Linked DNA regions of Homo sapiens: regions 2 and 3 are each linked to region 1. Evidence: chromatin contacts called from ENCODE Hi-C or POLR2A ChIA-PET data. All regions are on one chromosome and are shown on one strand. The core of a region is the stretch at or near the end of the contact, and the rest is flanking DNA. Distances in the headings are between cores, read along the strand shown.

Region 1 (2,700 bases), core at 112-2,611:
AGGTATGCCCAGAGGAATGGACATTCTTCAGCTTCTCTTCCCTGAAGTCACATTTCCAATGAAAAGACTGAGACCCAATCTAAGCGCAAATGCTTGGTATTATCATTTACGTACATTACATTGTATCCCCCTGCAATTCTGCCTCCTGCCAAAACTTTACAGTGTACATCATGTACCCATTCCAATAGTAGCTTTCCTGGGGAAAATGAAAAGTACATAAAAGTACTGGCTATGTGGAAATAACACCTTTATATAACATTGATCCTTAGTAAGATCAAAACATAGGATAAAAGTAATCATGTTCTCAGAAGCAACACATGAGTACATGAAAATCAGTGTGTGGTCTATTTGCTTTTCTCTTTTGGATTATTTATAGAGATAGTTGTGGCATTTCAACAAGAGAATGGCCACGTTTGATTGTCTTACCCATGAGGGGTGTGTTATGTATACACTCTCCTAAGGCTTGGGAGGGAATAAAGTGTTCCTCTCTCCTGCAAATGCCGTAATTTACTAGCCACTTGCACCTGTCATGCTGCACATTTCTCTCCCAGTGGGAATACTACGTATGCCTTCAATAAGCCACCATCCCTGGCAACTAAAGGAAGGGCAGAAAGCTGTGTGTGTCCATTAAGTCTATTTTGCACCTTTGATCTTCTTGCTTGGCCACTTTATTTGTCATCTTTCCAACTCTTCTGGCTAAAGTGGTGCGGCTTTCACCTTAAATCAAGTATTTTCCATTCTTTAGCAATTTAATTTGTAAATCTTTTACAGCACGTTTTTGCTTTGGTTTGATCCCTTCTGGAGAAGGTGGATGTTGGGGATATGGAAGAAAGAGTTTAAGAAAAAATAATCCAGATTATAGGGGTGAACATCATCAAAATACAGCTTCCTCAAAACAATGTGCTTCTCTCATTTGCAGACATTATTTCTGAAGAGTTATATTTGTCCCTTGTTTCAATGGAAGTAGTTTATTTCCATTTATTTTCAACTTTTCTCTCGCATTTTGTATTTTCTGCATTATTTTTGATAGAAAGTGGGCATACTTGAGTTGTCAACCATGTAGGGAAACTTTTAAGTTCTTTTAATATTTTCAACAGGAGCCCTATAATTGGATAATTATTTTTTTAAAATACTTTTTGGCTTGTTCTACTTTTTCCCTTTTGGGCTGTCTTACTATGTTTGAAAATGCACACACGATAAAACCTAATAATAGTAATTCCGTGCACAGATTTTCCTCATGGCAACGTTCTTGAACCATGATCACACTTTCATAATGCGGCGTCCTAGTGGCCAGATGACATTTCTGGCTCGTCACTTGTTGAGCCATCTTAACCTTGAACCAGCTTTGAGTCCTTCACAGTCAGTGCTAGCGGACAGAGCCCCCTGCTGGAAGTTCTGGGCACCTGTATTTCCCCTGGAAACGGAAGGTCACTCCCCAAGGCTGGGAGACCAGGAGGCTGGAATATACCCAATTCGTGAAAAAAATGGACAGAAAGCATTCGACTGACAGCATGAGTCAATAAAACCTCAAATTATTTTTTCAATACACTTCCTTTCCTTTTGAAAGTTTGGGTAAGAAAGGCAAATACCAGATCTCTTTAAACGATCTATTGTTTCTCAAATTAGAATTTCCTAAGAAATGATTCTTTTGGTTAATAAAAGGTATGCCAGCAGTGGGGTGGGTATTATATTTTCTCATTTCAAATTTTGGAAATGGTGGATTAAATACAATTAAACATGATTCTTTGTTGCAGAACTTCTCAGTGCCTTTAATATGAAAAGTGCATTTTGTACAACAGAGTTTTTCCTAAACTTGTTTGACCATGGGCATTTATTTTGTGGCACATTTATTAATGTTTTTGGAAGAGTGCTTCGCAGAATATCAGTTTAGGAAATCCACTGATGTTCTTCACTCATTTTTCTAAGGCTTCTGTTTCAAAGAATACTTCAATTTTATTCTAATTATACCACTGTACATACAACTGCGGGAAGGCTATTTCTTAATATTCTAATGCTGAGAGACACAATGCTTGGCACTTGGATAGTCAGGGAAGTTTTTATTCATTTGAGTCTTGGCTCATTTTTTGTGCTATCTTTATGAATATCTTCGTTTAGACATAGGTTCATCCATATTTTATAAAAATGATTTTTCCTTAGTTTTAATGGACATACTTTAACAGTTAGCAGTGTTTGAAAAGAAGACTTAAGAATTATATGCATCTTAGATTTATAGGCCAATAAAGTATTGATTCTATGTAGGAAAGAGTGAGCTGGTCTCATACAGGTATTTTGGGATCAAGCGCTTCTCATAAAATCAGTGTTTGAAAAGGAAATTATCATATTACTCTTCATATTATAGTGGTTTTGTTACTTTAAAAGTGCTCTTATGGGATCATACACAGGTGCATACTCACTTTATAGGTGTGACTGGGCAATGGAAGTGTTTACTAGAAAATATCTCATGAGAAAACTTAGATTTTCTAGGGTTTCCAGTTTGAAACATTCACAAGGTTCTGATTACTTAAATTACATTTTAATAAACAAATGTTCTGGTCTAATCCAGATCTTGTGATTTCTCTGTAGCTGGTTACTTCTTACTGTATCAACTAAATGTAAGAAACAGTTCTCCGTGTAGAATTCAAGTGTTGTCCTATTTTTTATTAGCTGCTAGAAGAGAGTGCCCCAAGTTTTTCCTCCAGG
Region 2 (2,700 bases), core at 75-2,574, 520 kb before region 1:
ACTTGTGTCAATATGTATTAGACGCTAAAATGCCCTCCCCTCCCATCTCTGTTTCCCTCAAATTATTCATTTGTGGTTAAACTAATTTTAAACTCCGGAAAAGTGGTTAAGCCAAAAAAGGTCAGATCCTGGAAGAAAAAGCTCTGACCTTTTAAAAAGAGTGTTGGAAAAGTATTTGACGGTCATTTTCATAAGCTAAATGTACTGTGAGGTTTGTGTTTGAGTAGCTTTTAAGGTTTTCTGGATTATGTGGTTGAATTTTAAGGAGGAACTTAGTAAAAATGAGTTGGGAAAATTAACCTGTTACATTCTACCTTCCTTTTGCTATGTATAGTAGATCTACATGTGAGAAGTCATTTGCAAACAGCATTTGTTAGGTGTCTTTTCTAAGTATTTTTTATGCCTACAAAGTCTGGGAAAAGACCATTTTCAGATTTCAGATAATATTTCAGATAAATAATGATCAGATCAGTAGATACTGTCTTTCAGATCTATCAGAACACAGTATTTCCAGAATATAATTTTACATCACAGTCATCATTTATAATGACATTGATGACCAGTACTATTATTATTTTAAAGAGAAAGATATATATACACATACACATAAAGTCATGCATTGCTTAAAGACAGTGATAGATTCTGATAAATGCATCATTATGCTATTTCCTTTTGCGAACATCATAGGGTGTACTTGCATAAATCTAGATGGTATAGCCTACTACACACCTCAGCTGTATGGTATAGCCTTTTTTGTTCCTAGGCTGCAAACCTGTACAGCATGCTACTGTACTGAATACTGTAGGCAGTTATAACACAATGGTATTTGTGTAAACGTAGAAACATTCTAAACATAGAAAAGGTACAGTAAAAATGTGGTATAAAAGATAAAAAATGGTATACCTGTATAAAGCACTTACCATAAATGGGGCTTGCAGGACTGGAAGTTGCTCTCGGTGAGTCAGTGAGTGAGTGGTGAGTGAATGTGTGAAAGTCCTAGGATACTACTGTGGATTTAATAAACATTGTATTCTTAGGCTGCCCTGAATTTATAAAAGATATTTTTCTTAAGTAATAAATTAACCTTAACATACTATAACTTTATAAACTTCTAAATTTTTTAAACCTTTGACTACAATTACAGTTTAAAATACAAATACATTATACAGCTGTACAGAAATATTTTCTTTATATCCTTATTCTATAAGCTCTTTTCTGTTTTCGAACTTTTCTATTTAATTTTTACTTCTGAGTCCTTTTTGTTGAAGACAAACACACACATTAACCTAGGCCTGCACAGGGTCCAGATCATCAGTTTCATCTTCTTTCACCTCCACAGCTTGGCCCACTGCCAGGTCTTCATGGGCAAGGGCTGTATGGCTTACCAGTGTGTCTCCAGCACAGTGTCTGATACCACAGAAAGATAGGAACTACTGCATTAATAATAGCAGATTCTTGAGCATGTATTACATGACAGACACCTACAAATATTTGTTGTTCAAGCGAAAGAATTTATTCTATCAAACTCAGAATTTTCGCTCTAGAATAATCCTTCGTGGTTTTTTTTTGTTTTTTTTTTTTTTCGGGGGGGTGGGGGACGGAGTCTCACTCTGTTGCCCAGGCTGGATTGCAGTGGCACGATCTCGGCTCAATGCACCCTCCGCCTCCTGGTTTCAAGTGATTCTCCTGCCTCAGTCTCCCGAGTAGCTGGGATTACAGGTGCCCGCCACCACACATGGCTAATTTTTTTTTTTGTATTCTTAGTAGAGATGGGGTTTCACCGTGTTGGCCAGGCTGTTCTCAAACTGCTGACCTCAGGTGATCCACTTATCTCGGCCTCCCAAAGTGTTGAGATTACAGGCATGAGCCACCGCGTCCTGAATCCTTTTTTTTTTTTTTTTTGAAACAGAGTCTCACTCTGTTGCCCAGGCTGGAGTACAGTGGCTTGGCTCACTGCAACCTCCATCTCCAGGGTGTGAGCAATTCTCATGTCTCAGCCTCCCGAGTAGCAGGTAATACAAGTGTGTGCCACCACGCCCAGCTAATTTGTGTATTTTTAGTAAAGATTGAGTTTTGCCATGTTGACCAGGCTGATCTCGAACTCCTGATCTCAAGTGATCTGCCTGCCTTGGCCTCCCAAAGTGCTGGAATTACAGACGTGAGCTACTGTGCCTGGCCTAGAATAATCTTAGAAGTCCTCATGGATGAGTAAATATGGATGGTGAAAAGCTTAAATGAGAATGTCTTGTCTGATTTTCATTCCACTTTTAATTTGAATATACCATTTCCTTTCCCCCCTCATTGTATATGTCTCTACTTTTTTGTTCTTTACTTTATTCATAGTTCTAATTTCTACTCACTGCCCCATCTTTTCCTTCTTCTCTATCTAGCTCTTACCATCTGTCATCACTGCTTTTCCCACTATCATGATCACTCACTCTAGCAGCAACCAAATTTAACTTTGGGGATGGAGCAGTAGTGCTGGAGAGGCCAAATGGTATGAGTAAAAGAATACAGCTTTTGGAGTCAGCTAGATTTTCATCTTTATGTGGTCTTTGGTGAAAGTACTTAATCCCCAAATCTCTCTTTCCTAACTATGAAATGAAGGTGAAAATATTACTTACCTGTAAGGGAATCTACCTGATAATAATGGAATAAAATGCTGACTTCCACCACAGAGTTCTTGGGGAGGCTTTTTAT
Region 3 (2,700 bases), core at 112-2,611, 650 kb before region 1:
GCACACCTGTAATCCCAGCTACTCAGGAGGCTGAGGCAGGAGAATCGTTTGAACCTGGGAGGCAGAGGCTGTAGTGAGCCAAGGTTGCACCACTACACTTCAGCTTGGACCACAGAGTGAGGCTCCGTCTCAAAAAAAAAAAAAAGGAAAATTTATTCAGAATCATCCAACAGAGAATCTGTGATGGCTTAGTGTCGTCAAGAAACATGATAATAATAAATGCAGTGAGTTCCACCTGCACAAACCTGCCAAGACCTGAGCCAGGCCGCCAGGGCTCGCTTTCTCTCTCACCACAGCGGATGACATCACTGCAACCCAATCAGAAGAAAGCCAGCTTTAGCTGTGACTGATGACGTCAAAGGTTACAGGTCTTAATAGGTGAAAATCCTTTTACTTGGGCCTTAAAGCTCTTGAAATTTTTTAGTTCAGCATTTGAGAATCAAAAATATGCCTTTTCTGGTCCAGAAAGAAACTATTTGATTTCTTCTGTCAGCATTTTTTTTTTAAATTCCACTCAGTGTTGCTTCAGCGAGATTACCTGGCCCCAGTGGGGAACACATGGCAAGGCGATTTCTGCAGTCGGCTTGATTCCGACAAATGCTGGGTACGGAAAGAGCTTGGATCTGGCCTGAGTTCACTCAAGCGCCATGTGTGCAAAGTGGCTACGCCTGGCAGCAAATGCTCCACATGCCAACGGCCAGAGCACAGCCCTAGACCGATGGCGGTGCGGCTGAACCACGAGGCCTCCGCAGCTATTTATTTCAGAGCCTTGGTTTTATGGCTGTCATTCAGCCTTGGGTGCGTGGAGAGAGTCAGTCTGCCTGAGTCAATGTCTCATGCTCTCTGCGGCTAAGGTGAATGTTGTTCTATCAGTATAATCGTCATGTATTTGTCTGAGATAGTTGCTAATTTCTACAGTCAGTTCTACAGTCTAGCTATTGTGTACCTAGGAAGTAACACAAACCATTGTTGTTACTGAGCCTGGCAAGTTGCATCATAAAATTCAAGCTTCCGAAAGCAGGTATTTAGTGTGAAGAAAGACTGGTAATGATAGTTTTATCATCATCTCAGTCACCTCTTAACCATTTCCTGATTCACTCAGGTGGTTTTTAATGGAGTTTCCCAAGTTAGTGTTTCCTGGGAGAATGTTTGGTTCGTTGCCTTCTAACAGCCTCCAGCTCTTCAGGCATCTCAGGCAGGAGAGCGTGTTGGGGCCGGGACTCTCCTCCCGTGGACCTGACAACTCTGCCTTCCCCGGTGTGGTCTCGCTGTTCCCTTTGAGAGTGCGATGCTGCCGCTTCAGCCAGGACGTTCTCAAAATTAGCAGAAGGGCTTCCTTCCTGAAATCGTGCCTATTTAGGATTTTCTTAGTCATTACGAAAAAGTATAGATAGAGTTCATAAATGACTTCATCTATTCGGTATCAAATGAACAACACTTCAGGCATGTTGAATGAGCAATCTAAAGGAAACATTTATTTGTTTAATTTTTCCAGTGCCTTCAATAAGGCTTTCATTTCCAAATAACTCCTTTGTGTATTGCTGTTCATACAATGGCTATATATTTACCATTTAACAGTATTGCCCCAAAGCGTAAGAGTGAGAAAAATCCAAATTTGAATTAAATTCTCCCTGAGCCTCGCAGTGGCCGTCACACGTTCCCCTCCTGCTTTTCGCGTCTCTAGGATCTCCGAGTGTCTTGACTACAACAAACCGTTCAGAGTTCTCAAGACGCAGGGCTCGGTGGCAAGCAAAGCGCCACGGGGGACACACAGCGCGTGGAGGCTCTGGAAGCAGTGGGGTGCGTGGGCCCAGACATACTTCCATGGAGGAGAAAGTGACCACTGTATGCTACAGGAAGCGTGGCTAATTAGGCTTCCTCAGCTGGATGGCAAGCTCCCGGGGGTCTTTTTTGTCTCGCATTGCCCTATAGCGCGGAGTAGATGCTTAGTCTACAGGGAGGACAGCCTGTGAAACAGCTGCAGCTGCTGCCACGACCCACGGCGTTCTGCAGGACGGAGGAGCAACGCGTCAGCACACGTCCCGGGAGTGACGTGGGAAGACCTCGCTCTGGCCACCAAACCGTCCTTCCTTTCTGTCTTTGCTTCCTTCACCTTCGATTTTTTCCTTTCTCCTGTAATAGTCATAACTAAAGAACGTAGAAGAAAGAATGAAGTTTGCACACAGTCTAGAATTGAAATGGAGAATACATCATCAGAATCCTAGGTCATCCAAGCCTCTTGCTGGTCCGTGTCCACGGAGTGGCAGATATCTTTGTGAAATGTAAATGTGTCAGGTGCAGCTCCCCATTGCGGTGGCCCTCGGTGACAAGATATACGGCTGTCCCTTCACAGCCCCAAGCTGAGTTCACGCAGCCCGGAGGATGCTATCGCTGGACAAGAGACCAGAGACCGGGATAGACACGTGCGTCCTAGTTCTGAACAAAATGGTATCCGGAAAGAGAAAGCATCCCATGGGGACAGTTTAAGGAGGTTTAGATAGAAAAATGAGTGTGCATATTATTCATGCTTAAACTGCTTACATCATCAAAAACACCAATATTCAGAGGAATAAATGCACTTAAAATAATTCTTAACCAAGAACAACTTTGAGGCAGTAGGTCACATGCCTCCTGCATGGAGGGATCTCCAAGAACAGAAACTAAATCCCTCGTTCTCCTCTGCCTGCCTCTCATCTTTCC

Evidence for each region. A loop is a pair of places that touch in the nucleus more often than their neighbours do. ChIA-PET counts read pairs that join two places held with the same protein, here RNA polymerase II (POLR2A). Pooled maps may share reads with other maps.
Region 2: a map of esophagus squamous epithelium shows a loop between it and region 1 (5-fold over the local background). The contact joins two enhancer-like sites. A Hi-C loop is called at or near these places in 76 of 168 maps with a recorded cell type or tissue (A673, B cell, CD14-positive monocyte and 53 more), 29 of 37 single-sample maps with no recorded cell type and 32 of 50 pooled maps. POLR2A ChIA-PET finds 5 or more read pairs at or near these places in 1 of 52 experiments (A673).
Region 3: a loop to region 1 is called in a map with no recorded cell type, with 2.5 times the contacts of the local background. The contact joins two enhancer-like sites. A Hi-C loop is called at or near these places in 1 of 168 maps with a recorded cell type or tissue (gastrocnemius medialis), 2 of 37 single-sample maps with no recorded cell type and 2 of 50 pooled maps.

What each region holds. Positions count from the first base shown.
Region 1 is chr6:163,955,435-163,958,134 of GRCh38, forward strand. All of the region lies in intron 4 of LOC105378102 (a long non-coding RNA gene), which reads left to right. Among named protein-coding and RNA genes, the nearest start is that of QKI, 540 kb to the left of the region's middle. Within about 2 kb of position 1,362, at least 4 of the 41 ENCODE cell types and tissues checked have a DNase peak (open chromatin) inside an H3K27ac peak, as active enhancers do; they include heart right ventricle, left ventricle myocardium inferior and psoas muscle, where a contact is called at or near this core.
Region 2 is chr6:163,437,772-163,440,471 of GRCh38, forward strand. All of the region lies in intron 1 of QKI (QKI, KH domain containing RNA binding), which reads left to right. Among named protein-coding and RNA genes, the nearest start is that of QKI, 24 kb to the left of the region's middle. Within about 2 kb of position 1,325, at least 5 of the 41 ENCODE cell types and tissues checked have a DNase peak (open chromatin) inside an H3K27ac peak, as active enhancers do; they include heart right ventricle, left ventricle myocardium inferior and psoas muscle, where a contact is called at or near this core.
Region 3 is chr6:163,308,535-163,311,234 of GRCh38, forward strand. All of the region lies in intron 4 of PACRG (parkin coregulated), which reads left to right. PACRG-AS1 (PACRG antisense RNA 1) reads right to left here. Exons shown (of 6, transcript NR_028390.1): 6 at 1,451-2,436. Among named protein-coding and RNA genes, the nearest start is that of PACRG-AS1, 15 kb to the right of the region's middle. RefSeq lists an enhancer at 741-1,940. Within about 2 kb of position 1,362, at least 3 of the 41 ENCODE cell types and tissues checked have a DNase peak (open chromatin) inside an H3K27ac peak, as active enhancers do.